Linked DNA regions of Homo sapiens: regions 1, 3 and 4 are each linked to region 2. The links are chromatin contacts, found by Hi-C or POLR2A ChIA-PET in ENCODE. All regions are on one chromosome and are shown on one strand. The core of a region is the stretch at or near the end of the contact, and the rest is flanking DNA. Distances in the headings are between cores, read along the strand shown. Region 1 holds the start of RBM15-AS1 (RBM15 antisense RNA 1). Region 2 holds the start of ATXN7L2 (ataxin 7 like 2). Region 3 holds the start of CLCC1 (chloride channel CLIC like 1). Region 4 holds the start of KCNC4 (potassium voltage-gated channel subfamily C member 4).

Evidence for each region. Hi-C counts contacts between places; a loop is a spot of excess contacts on that map. ChIA-PET counts read pairs that join two places held with the same protein, here RNA polymerase II (POLR2A). Pooled maps may share reads with other maps.
Region 1: a map of CD8-positive, alpha-beta T cell shows a loop between it and region 2 (21-fold over the local background). The contact joins the promoter of RBM15-AS1 here to the promoter of ATXN7L2 in region 2. A Hi-C loop is called at or near these places in 3 of 168 maps with a recorded cell type or tissue (CD8-positive, alpha-beta T cell and naive thymus-derived CD4-positive, alpha-beta T cell), 7 of 37 single-sample maps with no recorded cell type and 18 of 50 pooled maps. POLR2A ChIA-PET finds 5 or more read pairs at or near these places in 2 of 52 experiments (CD4-positive, alpha-beta memory T cell and activated naive CD8-positive, alpha-beta T cell).
Region 3: a loop to region 2 is called in a pooled map, with 6 times the contacts of the local background. The contact joins the promoter of CLCC1 here to the promoter of ATXN7L2 in region 2. A Hi-C loop is called at or near these places in 3 of 37 single-sample maps with no recorded cell type and 12 of 50 pooled maps. POLR2A ChIA-PET finds 5 or more read pairs at or near these places in 3 of 52 experiments (CD4-positive, alpha-beta memory T cell, OCI-LY7 and endothelial cell of umbilical vein).
Region 4: a map of CD8-positive, alpha-beta T cell shows a loop between it and region 2 (11-fold over the local background). The contact joins the promoter of KCNC4 here to the promoter of ATXN7L2 in region 2. A Hi-C loop is called at or near these places in 3 of 168 maps with a recorded cell type or tissue (CD8-positive, alpha-beta T cell and naive thymus-derived CD4-positive, alpha-beta T cell) and 6 of 50 pooled maps.

The regions. Positions count from the first base shown.
Region 1 is chr1:110,337,732-110,340,431 of GRCh38, reverse strand. RBM15-AS1 (RBM15 antisense RNA 1) reads left to right here and starts at 1,261. Exons shown (of 4, transcript NR_036595.1): 1 at 1,261-1,435. It overlaps RBM15 (RNA binding motif protein 15), which reads right to left and starts at 1,055. Exons shown (of 3, transcript NM_022768.5): 1 at 1-1,055. The coding sequence starts at 1,026. LOC124904276 reads right to left here. Exons shown (of 1, transcript XM_047437983.1): 1 at 1,429-2,700. The coding sequence starts at 1,997. The coding sequence ends at 1,491. RefSeq lists enhancers at 67-516, 1-626, 597-716, 747-1,046, 2,187-2,376 and a silencer at 1,817-2,086.
Region 2 is chr1:109,482,625-109,485,324 of GRCh38, reverse strand. It overlaps ATXN7L2 (ataxin 7 like 2), which reads right to left and starts at 1,420. Exons shown (of 11, transcript NM_001350175.2): 1 at 1,245-1,420. The coding sequence starts at 1,371. RefSeq lists enhancers at 711-1,330, 1,331-1,948 and a silencer at 1,348-1,517.
Region 3 is chr1:108,962,117-108,964,816 of GRCh38, reverse strand. CLCC1 (chloride channel CLIC like 1) reads left to right here and starts at 1,333. Exons shown (of 13, transcript NM_001377458.1): 1 at 1,333-1,456; 2 at 2,348-2,508. RefSeq lists silencers at 1,538-1,777, 1,916-2,210 and enhancers at 2,138-2,257, 2,630-2,700.
Region 4 is chr1:110,208,970-110,211,669 of GRCh38, reverse strand. KCNC4 (potassium voltage-gated channel subfamily C member 4) reads right to left here and starts at 1,356. Exons shown (of 4, transcript NM_001039574.3): 1 at 1-1,356. The coding sequence starts at 170. KCNC4-DT (KCNC4 divergent transcript) reads left to right here and starts at 1,683. Exons shown (of 2, transcript NR_046546.1): 1 at 1,683-2,059; 2 at 2,466-2,700. RefSeq lists a silencer at 997-1,676.

The DNA of each region.
Region 1 (2,700 bases), core at 12-2,511, 860 kb before region 2:
TGCAGGGCGCACTCTCTCATAGAACGGGTAGTCTCTTTCTCTCTCCAGGTCTCGAGGCAATGGTGGCGGAGGTGGAGGGGGCAGGCGGCCAAGAGCCAACTGCTGCAGCCGGTAGTCTCTGTATCCCAAAGCAGCGCCACCAGGGGAAAGTGATCTCTGGCCTCCACCACCTCCAGGGGGGTGCCGGTGACCACCTACAGAGGCCCCGACCACACTGGCTGATGGAGGATAAGTATCTTTGTCTAAAGGGGAGCGGCTGCGGCGCCGGCTCACATACACAGCTTCTATCTTCAGAGGCCGGTCATAGAGCACCAGGCGGCCTCTGGCATGCTTGGCCGCCCGCGCGTCCTCTGGCCGCCGGAAGTTCACAAAGGCTACCCGCTCATCCCCGCTGCCAGAACCCGACAGATGACTGATTTTCACACTTACATCACCGAAGCGTTTGAACTCATGAAACAGGCCGTCCTCCACCGCTTCGTCACTAAGCTGGGACCCCAACTCGCTTATCTTCAGAGTCTTGTATTCCGCGCCGTCCCCGCCGCCGGGAGCTGAGGAGGCGGCCCCAGAGGAACGTGACTCCCCGCCTCCACCCCGGGAGCTGCTGCGCGATTCGCCCCCGCCCGAAGAATTTTTGGTGCTCGGGGAGCTATAACTATGCAAGCGGCTACTGGAGCTGCCCCCACCGGTATCATACTCGCGGCTGCCACCTCGACTGCTGGACTTGTCCAGGTGGAGACTCCGCCGCGACCCACCGCCGCTATCGGTCTTTCCGCTGCTGCTCCCATTGCTGCCACCAGAGCCCCCTAACTTCTTGCTCCGCTCACCGCGGGAAGTCGAGTCCTCACCACCACGGGAGCGTTTGGCCTTCACTGGCGAGCGCTCTTTTCCCTTCATTGTTGCGGGTCGTCGGAGGTCGTCTCCGCGGAGCTGAGTAACCCGCCGCCCCGCGCTCGTTTCACACAGCGGAACCGCACGCCGCCATCTTGGACTCCGCCGCGGCACAGGGTCCCGCCCCGCAGTCCTCATTGGCCAATTGCTCTCTCTTCTACAGTCTCATTGGGAAAATTATTTGTCTATCTTTACATCTCCCCGCGCTCCAGGAAGGCGCCCGCCCAACCACTGTTATTGGGTTCCCAACCCCCTAGTCGGAGTACCTCATTGGTTACATTTGTTGTCTATCTTAACGGTTCCTCGCGCCAGACTGTAGCTCCGCCCCTCGCACTCTGCGGTCACGTGACCCAAAGTGTTGAGGTGTTGATTGGACAAAAAGTCTGCCCTGTAACGGTACTTCTTGCTCAGTGACAGCAGCAACCCACCTCCTTATCCCTTTCATTGGCTTATAAACCCGTCCTTTAAACCACTATTTGGGAGGTCGGGCCATCAGTTTCGGCGTTTTTTCCAGAGAGGCAGGCTCACAGCGATATCGCGAGAGACGGTAAGCTCCCTCTTTCGACCCCCTTTTTCCAACTCCTCCGGCGGCTAAAAGAAGTTTAAATCTGATTGGATGTCGGCAAGGAAGTTGATAGGCTGAAATAACTGTCCATCACTCGCTTAAAGGGGTAGGCCTGTATAACGGAGGAGGCTGACTGAAGGTGAAAGACTAGAACACGTGCTTGCTGTGCGACGTCACTTAGATGTCGCGAGAGGGTGACTGTGCGCCAGCCCCGCCTCCCCGCGTTTTCGGCGTTCTCCCCACAAACATTTGTTAAGTTCCGTGGGGTGTTTGGCTGTGCTTCGGCCCTTGGAGTTCGAAACTTCTGAGCTCCCCGCCGTCGTACCTGTGCCGGCCAAGGGGCGGGGCAGGCTTTCCGGCTGTCGGGGCCCTCCAGTCCCTCAGGAAGCCGTCCTGGGACGCCTAGCGGACACCATTTTACGTCGCTGTGGTAGCTGAGTGAACAGCCGGGGGGAGCCCCGCCCCCCGCGCGCGGGAGAGCGCCGCCCGCGGTCACCTGGGCCCGCGGGGCAGAGAGTTCACGGTTCCTGCAGCCTCGGGTCATGCTGACGCCCCCGGGCGGTGCTAACACGTAACACGCGGGACCTCGAGAGCTAAGAAGCAGGGCGACTAAGACGCAGCCCTCGCCCAGGAGCCCGTCTCTCCCGCGAGCTACCCGTTCCCGCCCAAGTACTCCGGGTAACCGAGGGGAGTGACCGTCGCTCCCCGCCTCGTGGCCCGCGGGCGGAGCCGGAACTGTCGGGACACCGCGGACGTGTCTTTGGGCGGCATGTTTTATGTTGCGAATCTGTGTGGATTTTTAAATTCTGTATTCCCCTAAAATAGCAGTGTTTTTAATATGTAATGCTTCTACCCTGAAAATCACCAAGCGAAATTTAGGCTCCATGCAGATATGTCACTTGTTTTTCCCCCTGTGGCTTCTTGTATCCCTTGGCACTCTTATTGTGTGTTAAAAGCCAGCAGCACAGGCACCTTGCGGCCGCTCCAGATCCACCTCGTTTGGCTCCTTCAGTCGTTCGCCGTACAACTTTCCTTTCCATAGTGCGTTACTGTGGCGGACAGAGCACCTGTGAGAGGTGCAGGCGATGCCGAGCTTAGGGGGGTATGGCCTGTGCCCCAGCACTCGCCGGTTGCTGGAGGGACGCAGCGCTGAGGTCACCACAGCCTTTAGACTGTCTGCAGCCCTCCCAGGTTCGCGCCGGGGCGGAGGTTATGAGGATTCTTGTATTGATCCGGTCCTCAACCCT
Region 2 (2,700 bases), core at 171-2,670:
AATGACAAAAACATCTTAGCTGTGCAAAGCAGCTTTTTCCCCATCCCCCTACCTCTCTCCTCCCCCCTCCCTCCTCTACGCCCCCTCCCTGTCCCTTGGGAAAAAAAAAATCAATTCTGAGTCACCAAACCCGTCTGACTCCATTTCCGGTTCTCAATGCACCCAGACCCTGACAATGGCCCCATCTTTGCCCACCCAGCATGGGGCAGCCCCAGGGTGGCCTGGGCTCCCACTTAGGTCTGCTCTCTGATGCCCATTAACAGATATGCTCCTTTCTAGGATGAGAAGATTGTTGACAATCTTATATAATATCCAGATTATGAGGGGTCGTGGGTTAGGCACGCAAGAGACAAGGGGCAGCTCCCACTCTAAGTCCGTTAAATGCAAGTGCGGGGAATGATGGATAGAACGAAACTGGGAGTCGGATGTCTCAGAGGAGAACAAGTGTCATTAGAGACCCCTCCGTGCAGTCTCCTCCTCCACCTCTTCTCACTTGCAAACTTCTTCAGGGGCGTGATGCCTGCTGTCACCCCGAAAGGCCACGAGGCCAGGTGCTCCCTGGGGCCCAGAAGACAAAGATCAGAAGAAGGGGCTGTAGGCCCGCTCACTAAGGCACTCAGGGGCCTAGAGAAGGTGAGAGTAAGAGCAGAGAGCCAAGAGGCAGGGCAAGAGGCCTGGGAAAGGACAGTGGGTTGGAGGCATGGATGGATGGACCGAAGGATGGAGGGAGGGAGGATAGATGGATGGACGGACGAACTAACGCGGAGAGGGCGGGGGTCTAAAAGCACTGCAGCTGCAGGCAAATGCCGAAAAGGAGCAGGAGGTGTGGGGCAAAAGGCGAAGGAACAAGGGGGGTGAGGAAGGGGGCACAGAAGTGGGGTGCGTGGGAAACACGTGGAGGACTGTTGCGGACAGGGAAAGCTGGAGGCAGGTGCAGGAGGGTCGCGAGCTGAGGGGCAGCAGGCAAGGAGAAAGATAAAGGCAAGCCTATATGGGGGCAGGTATTAGCGACTGGCAGAGGCAGAGGTTGGCAGGGTGGGCTGCGAGCGGTGAGCAGGCGCTAGGACCCGGAGGCGCGAAGGTGACGGAGCGGGCGGGCACTAGGACCCGGCGGGTCCTTTGTTTGGGGGGCCGGGGAGCCGGACGGCGGCTCCAGTCGGCGGCTCCCCTCAGCTGGCGGGGGCCCGGAAGGGGGGAGGGGAGATAGTGATGGGGTCCCCGGACTTTAGGGTGGCTTTACTCACCGTCAGCCGCGGGCAGGTCGGCCCGCTCCACCCACGAGCTCCAGCTCTGTCCCGCGAAGTCATCGAGACTCGGCACCCGCCGCTCCAGAGCGGCCATTGCTGCCGCCGCGCGTTCACGCACCGCCATCACCGCCGCGGACGCGCGCCCGCCCTGGCGCCGCCGCCGCGCGGCCCCCTCCCCCTCGCCCCGTCGCGGGCACGCCTCCCCTCCTCCCCACCTGCCTTTCCAGCGCAGTCTTTGCGCAAGCGCAACACAGGTTGCCTGTTCCCCGCGCCCCCCCCCCCCCCACCCACTCACAGCCTTCTGGGAAGTGTAGTCTTGGAGCGGATGCTATTGCCTACCGAGCTTGCAGCAAGAGTCCCTCCGAAATGCACAATTGCAGGGGGAAAAGAGAAGACCAAAGCTCCAGGACCTCCTCTTCTAACCCTTATGCACACATTATTTGTGCTACCAGTCCACTCTCCCAAGCTCACTGCATCTCTCCCCAGCCCCAAACCTCTCTGCCCAGACGCCCCTCTAAGCCGTGCGTCCGCCAGCTGGCTGGCGCCCCTTCCCGGGCTGGCGGCCACGAAGCGACTCCGCTCCCCTGTAGATCGAATAGGGTAGGTGCAGGGAGGTGGGCGCTGTGAATCAGAAGGGCAAGGGGAGGGAGTCTGTAGGAGGTGCTGAAGGACACAGGGGTGGTGTGGGGGAGGGCCTCGGCTCCCGTGTCGTGCCTCCTCTGTGGGAAACCCACGCTGCCCTGATGCAGAGCAGAGGGTTGGCGTGGCGTTGTCTGGATTTGAGAGGACCTGGCCAAGCTGACCAAGATCACCTGTCATGATGACAGGATGACAGAAGGCTGTCTCCGAGCCAGAGCCAGCCCCAGAACTGGGGTGGCCCCGAGGCAGCTGGTGTTTGCAGCATCTCTGCTGATCTGTCTCTCTTCTCTTGAGAACTGCGATCGATACCCTGTACAGCCTCTTCCCAAACCCTGGCTGGACCCTGACTCCATCCATCACTTTGCCTTCTTTTTCTAATGAATACTTTCTCTGCTGGAAGGGCTGCTTCTGAAGCCTCGGCATAGGGAGATTTCTCATCAGAGCTGTCATCTTCCTTGCTAAGGTCTGGAAAGTACCTTAATCATCCATTTCTTTCATCTTCTCAGCTGATAACATTTCTTCCCACCCTCACACAATCAGACAAAAGTCTGCCTACTCCATTTCCCGCCCCCCCCCCGCCGCCATCGCATTAAAAAAGTAATACTAATCCTTTTTCCTCCTCAACCTCTCACACCTCACCCCCGACGCTTGACCCTTTAGCTAAGGGGAAAACAAGTTGGGGAGCAAGACCTCAGATTTTCTTCTCCTTTTCATCCAGGGAAGGTGTAAGTACTTCAAGAATAATCTCTGAGGGCAGGGAATCTCAACCTGAGACCCACAGATGATCCCTAGGGCATCCAGGAATCAGGTAAAA
Region 3 (2,700 bases), core at 84-2,583, 520 kb after region 2:
GGGCAACAAGAGTGAAACTCCATCTCAAAAAAAAAAAAAGTACGGCAGATCCTCAAAAAATTAAAAATAGAATTACTACATAATCCAGCAATTCCACTTGTGTATATATATTCAGGAGTTGAAAGCAACAGATATTTGAACATCTGTGTGTATACCCAAAAGGGTTAAAAAACAGATATTTGTATATCCATGTTTACAGTATTATTTCACAGTAGCCAAAAGTGGAAACAACCTGTTATCCATTAACAGATGACTGAATGAACTGGTATATACATAAAATGGAATACTATTCAGCCTTAAAAGAAATTCTGACACGTTACCACATGGATGAACCTTGAGGACATTATGGTAAGTGAAATCAGTTACAAAAAGACAAATGCTGTATGAGTCCTTATATGAAATACCTAGAGTAGTCAAATTCATAAAGACAGAAAGAATGGTAGTCGCTGGGAAGGAGGGAGGGGAAGAATGAGGCGTTACCACTTACTGGGTACAGAGTTTCAGTTTTGCAAGATGAGTGCTGGAGATGGATGGTGGTAATGGTTGCATAACAATGTGAATGTATCTAATACCACTGAATTGTACCTTTAAAAATGGTTAAGATAGTAAATTTTACCATCTTCACAGTTTCCCGAGATTGCAAGGCCAGCAGTTAAAGACAAAAACAAAACTACTTCCAACTGCCCTACAGTGTGCAGACCTTTCCCTTGTCCTGCCCTGAGTAGAACTACAGTTGTCATTCGTGATCCTCCCTTTAAAAAATTATGCTTGTGGCTAGGCGCGGTGGCTTACACCTGTAATCCCAGCATTTTGGGAGGCCGAGGCGGGCGGATCACCTGAGGTCAGGAGTTCGAGACCAGCCTAGCCAACATGGTGAAACCCTGTCTCTGCTAAAAATACACATTAGCTGGATGTGGTGGTGCGCGCTTGTAGTCCCAGCTGCTCGGGAGGCTGAGAGAGGAGAATTGCTTGAACCCGGGAGGCAGAGGTTGCAGTGAGCCGAGCCGAGATCGCGCCACTGCACTCCAGCCTGGGCAACACTGTGAGACTCTGCCTCAAAAAAAAAAAAATCATGCTTGCGTTTCATGGCGAATGTTACACATTCAAACTTATCAAATATATTAATAGTAAGAAAATAGGTTTCCTATCCGTTGTATATATTTGAGTTCCAGGCGAGATTTCCTTCGCAGAAAGAGTTCCGCAGATGAAAAGTAAAAGAAAATCCGCGGCGAAAATAACCCGCGCGCAGAGGCCGGTCCCGCTACTAGCCCCGCCCAATCAACGAGGCCAATCAGCGGCCCGCAACGGGGGAGGGACACGCAGCCGTCAGCCGAACAATTCGATGACGAGGCCCAGGAAGCACGCTGAAACCCTGGGCGGCGGCAAGCTGTGCGACCTCTTCTGCGGCCGGCCTGGGCAGGTGTCTTCCTCGAGAGGCAGGCAGGGGATCCCGGACGTGAGTCCGTGCAGTTGGGTGTGTTGTGCGGCGGGTGGGGCGGGTTACCCGCCGTTACGCCCTGGCGGGTCCAGCGGACTCGCGGCGCAGACGCTGGGGAGGCCGCAGGCGCGACCCGGGGCGGGGACCGTGCTAGCTGCGTGCGTCCGCTGCGGCCTGTGGGTGCCCCGGGCTCCTACCTCAGCTCCCGCGCCGGCGGCTGCCTGTCCGCCGCGGTTGCGCGCGTTCCGGGGAGGTGCTTGGCCCAGAGAGCGGCCTACGGAGAAGGCACAGCGAGGGCAAAGCGAGACCTGAGCGCACGTTGAATTCTGTTGGCTTTGGTTATCTCTGAAAACTTTAAGCATAATTTGAATAAATGCTGTCAGCAGAATAGCTCGGATTTAGTTGTAGTTAATTTTCTAAAACTTCAAATCTGTGAATTAACACAGTTAACAACAACAACAAAAACGGACACAAAACAACCTCCAAAATGGATTTTTTTTTTTTTTTTGAGACGGAGTCTTGCTGTGTCACCCAGGCTGGAGTGCGGTGGTGCTATCTCCGCTCACGGCAACCTCCGCCTTCCGGGTTCCAGCGATTCTCCTGCCTCAGCCACCTGAGTAGATGGGACCACAGGTGCGCGCCACCAGGCCCGGCTAATTTGTAAATTTTATTTGTAGAGAAGGGGTCTCCCTGTGTTGTCCAGGCTTGTCTCTGACTCCTGGGCTCAAAGGATCTTCCCATCTTGGCCTCCCAAAGTGCTGGGATTACAAGCGTGAGCCATTGCGCCTGGCTCCAAATCTGATTTGAGTGTAAAAAGTTAGACACACCATAAGCTGTAGGTTTATTACTGGGTGGTGAAAAACAATTCAGGTTTTCTTTATAATAGTGATTATGAAGTGTTCTTCCCAGACTAGCTTTATCGTCATCTGGGAAATTGTTAAAAATGCAAATTCGCAAGTTTGAGAGCCATGGTTCCAAGAAACTGCATAAGCATACGAAATAAGTTGCAGCCTCCCGACTTATACCCTGGTACTTCTAGTCTAAAACAGGATTTGACTCTACTAATCCAGGTTAGTCTTGCCTTTCCCATTACTCATGTGCTTTCGTTGAAACCAAAGACTTTTTCTTTTGTGCCCATTTCTACTCACTGCCTGGCCGTCTGCACGACGATCTGTGTTTCCTGGTAGTTCTCCAGTCTAGTAGCTACTATAAACTACTCTCCCTATTTCCCGCTCTGTGGAGATGTCGTTCCAACAGGTCCT
Region 4 (2,700 bases), core at 107-2,606, 730 kb before region 2:
AGGGTGCGCAGGGTGCTGCGGTAGGTCTCATGTCGCGTGCCGCCCACGTTGATGATGATCTTCTCCGACGCCTCGCCCTTGGCCATCTCCTCCTTCAGACATGTTTTGGACGGAGGCTTGTTCCCCGACTTGCGCCCGCGGTAGGAGGAGACACACACCGAGCTGATCATAAGAAGCGCTGCGGGGCTCCGGCTTGGGGCGGCCGCTGCCCTCCAAACACCCTTCCCGAGGAGGCAGCGTCAGACGGGGGAGGGGGAGGAGACGAAGAGGAGGCAGGAGGCGGTGGCGGCCCCCTCTGCGGCTTGGGCTTGCCCCTGCCTATCCCCCTAGGACGCGGAGCGGGAGGAGTTGGATTTCTCCGGTACACAGGTGGTTGGGGTTAGGGCAGGAAGCTCCGGAGAGAGGGAGGCGCAGAGAGGGAGGACCCGGGGAAGTAGAAGCAAGCACACACGCGGTCCCCCGCTACGACGGGACACACAAACGCTCTGGGCCGGGGACACGCCCCCGCCTTCACCCCGACCAAAGACGAGGAAGCGCACAGTCCACGCGCACCGCGAAGGTCCGGGGCGCTCGCGCTCACACGGGCCACCCTCCGGCTCCAAGACCGCACCAAGCCCCGGAATAGCCGGCTTCCCCGCAGCGGCGGCAGCGCAGCAGCAACAAGTCCTCCGAGCGGCTGCCGGGGCCAGGCCGACACTCTCACGGCAGCCGGAGCTCCGTGGGCCCGGGCTGCTTGCGGTCAACACGAGGCGGCGGCGGCGGCATGTGGCCTCTTCCCCCCATTCATAAATCCAGCGCCGGGCGAGGAAGGCAGGCGGGGCAGAGCAGAGAGCGGCGGCCGGGCGGGCGGGGGCTGCGCAGGGCGAGGCGGCAGCTGGAAAACAAGCGCGCCCGCAGGAGCGAGCCTCGGGTCCTGCGTCCGCGGCTGGGAGCTGCGCCGGACCGGGCGCAGCGCTGCGGGGGCCGCGCTGGGGCGGGGGTGCCTCAGACGGGGCGTCCTGCGCGGCGCCGAGCCTGGGGGGCGGGGCCGCTCTGGGGAGCCGGGCTCTGGGCACTGGCGAAGGTGTACCGGGGGCGGCGGCCGAGCGGCCAAGGACACCTGCAGGCTTCCCGGGCCGCGCGGAGAGGGAGCCTCAGCGCAACGCCCCGGCGCCTGGTTCCTGCGATCTGGCGGCGCTGGGAGCCACGCCATCTACGCGTCTGCCCATCTCCGGGCGGGGCGCCGGCCTTGGCTCGCGCGCGGCAGGGGGCGGGCGCGAGGTGGCATAGGGGAGGGGGCGCCTCGGCGCCGGTGGGCTGGGGCCCTAGGGGCTCATGGTCTCCCTCCGGCGCTGGCAGCGGCCGCCACGCCCCAGTGGCGCCTTTTCCTCCGGGGCCCCGCCTCGCCCAGACGCGCCCTTCGCGGGGCGGGGTGGGCGGGGCGCGGCGCAGCGCGGGGCCGATCCGACTCACTGCAGGCCCTGGCGACCGAGCGCAGTCTTCCTCCCCGGAGCCGAGCCCCAACCAAGCGCGTCACCTCCTCGCCGCCAGTGCCCAGCCCAGCGCGCCGCCCCTGCGCGCTTCCGCCGGCAACCCCTCCCGCCCCCCTCAGCCCTGCTCCGCGCCTCCCCCGGGCCCGCAGCTCCTCCCACCGCAGCCCGCTGACACCGAAGCGCTCTCGACCCCTGACCTCTAACCTCCGCCCGGCTCTTCTTGCTTCGTCCCTCGCCCCCTCCCCGCCAAGCTGGTCGCACTGTTGCCGTTTCACTGCGGCTGACGGAAGGCCAAGGAAGAAAGAGGGTAGAGACGCTGTCGCGAGGATCAGGCTGCCCTCTCCTTTCCCAGGGACCGTGTTGGGGCCTTCTGACCACCCCGCCCCGCATCCTGCGCCTCGGAGGCCCAACGTAGCCCAAGACACCCATGGTCTTGATGCTCTCCGCCTCTGTCCCAGCCACCAAAGTCCCCGCGATGGAATGGAGGACGGGGTGGCCTTGGGCAGAGAAGCGCTTCTTGTGCCGGATGGAAGGAAACCGTAGCTCTGGCTGTGTTCATCGCGAAATGTTTTATGGATGTGGAGTGGGTGGGTGGCCCTGAAAAGTCATTAGTTAAAGCCTTTGCTCGTCATTGCTCTGGGGTCCACATAGGAAATGCCCGTGTCCTGCCTCATGACCCCTTCCTGTTTCTACTCTTATTCTACCCATTACAATTTGACTTTGCCTGTGTATATGTCTCCTCTCCCCTCCCTAACCCTGAGCTCCTGCAGGCGGCATTGTGCTTTTTCATCTTGATAGCTCCCACAGTGCCTGCCTCTGAGAACCTGTTTGCTAAGTGATTGAGAAGCTGCCATACCCAAAACGTAGGCACCAACAGGACTTTACTGGCCCTATCCCAAGAGCAATTTCCAGATTCATTTGTTTTTGTTAAGTCCAGAACCTATTTTACATCTTCATATTAATCCCCATTGGGTTTTTTTTTCTTTTTTACAGCTTCAGGCAGCCTCCATGCCTGTCTGGATGATGTAAAGAGATCTTGAGGCAGAAATGAAAGGTGAATGACACACCTGCCCTGGACACCTGTGCACCTTCCCAGTTCCAGATCAGGCAGTACCTAGCTCAACTGAGAAAAACAAGACAAGGGCCTATGTGTGTCTCAGGAAAGGTTAAAAGCTCAGTGCCAATGCAAGGGATTTTTACAAGCAAAAGTCTCATTATTAATGAGGCC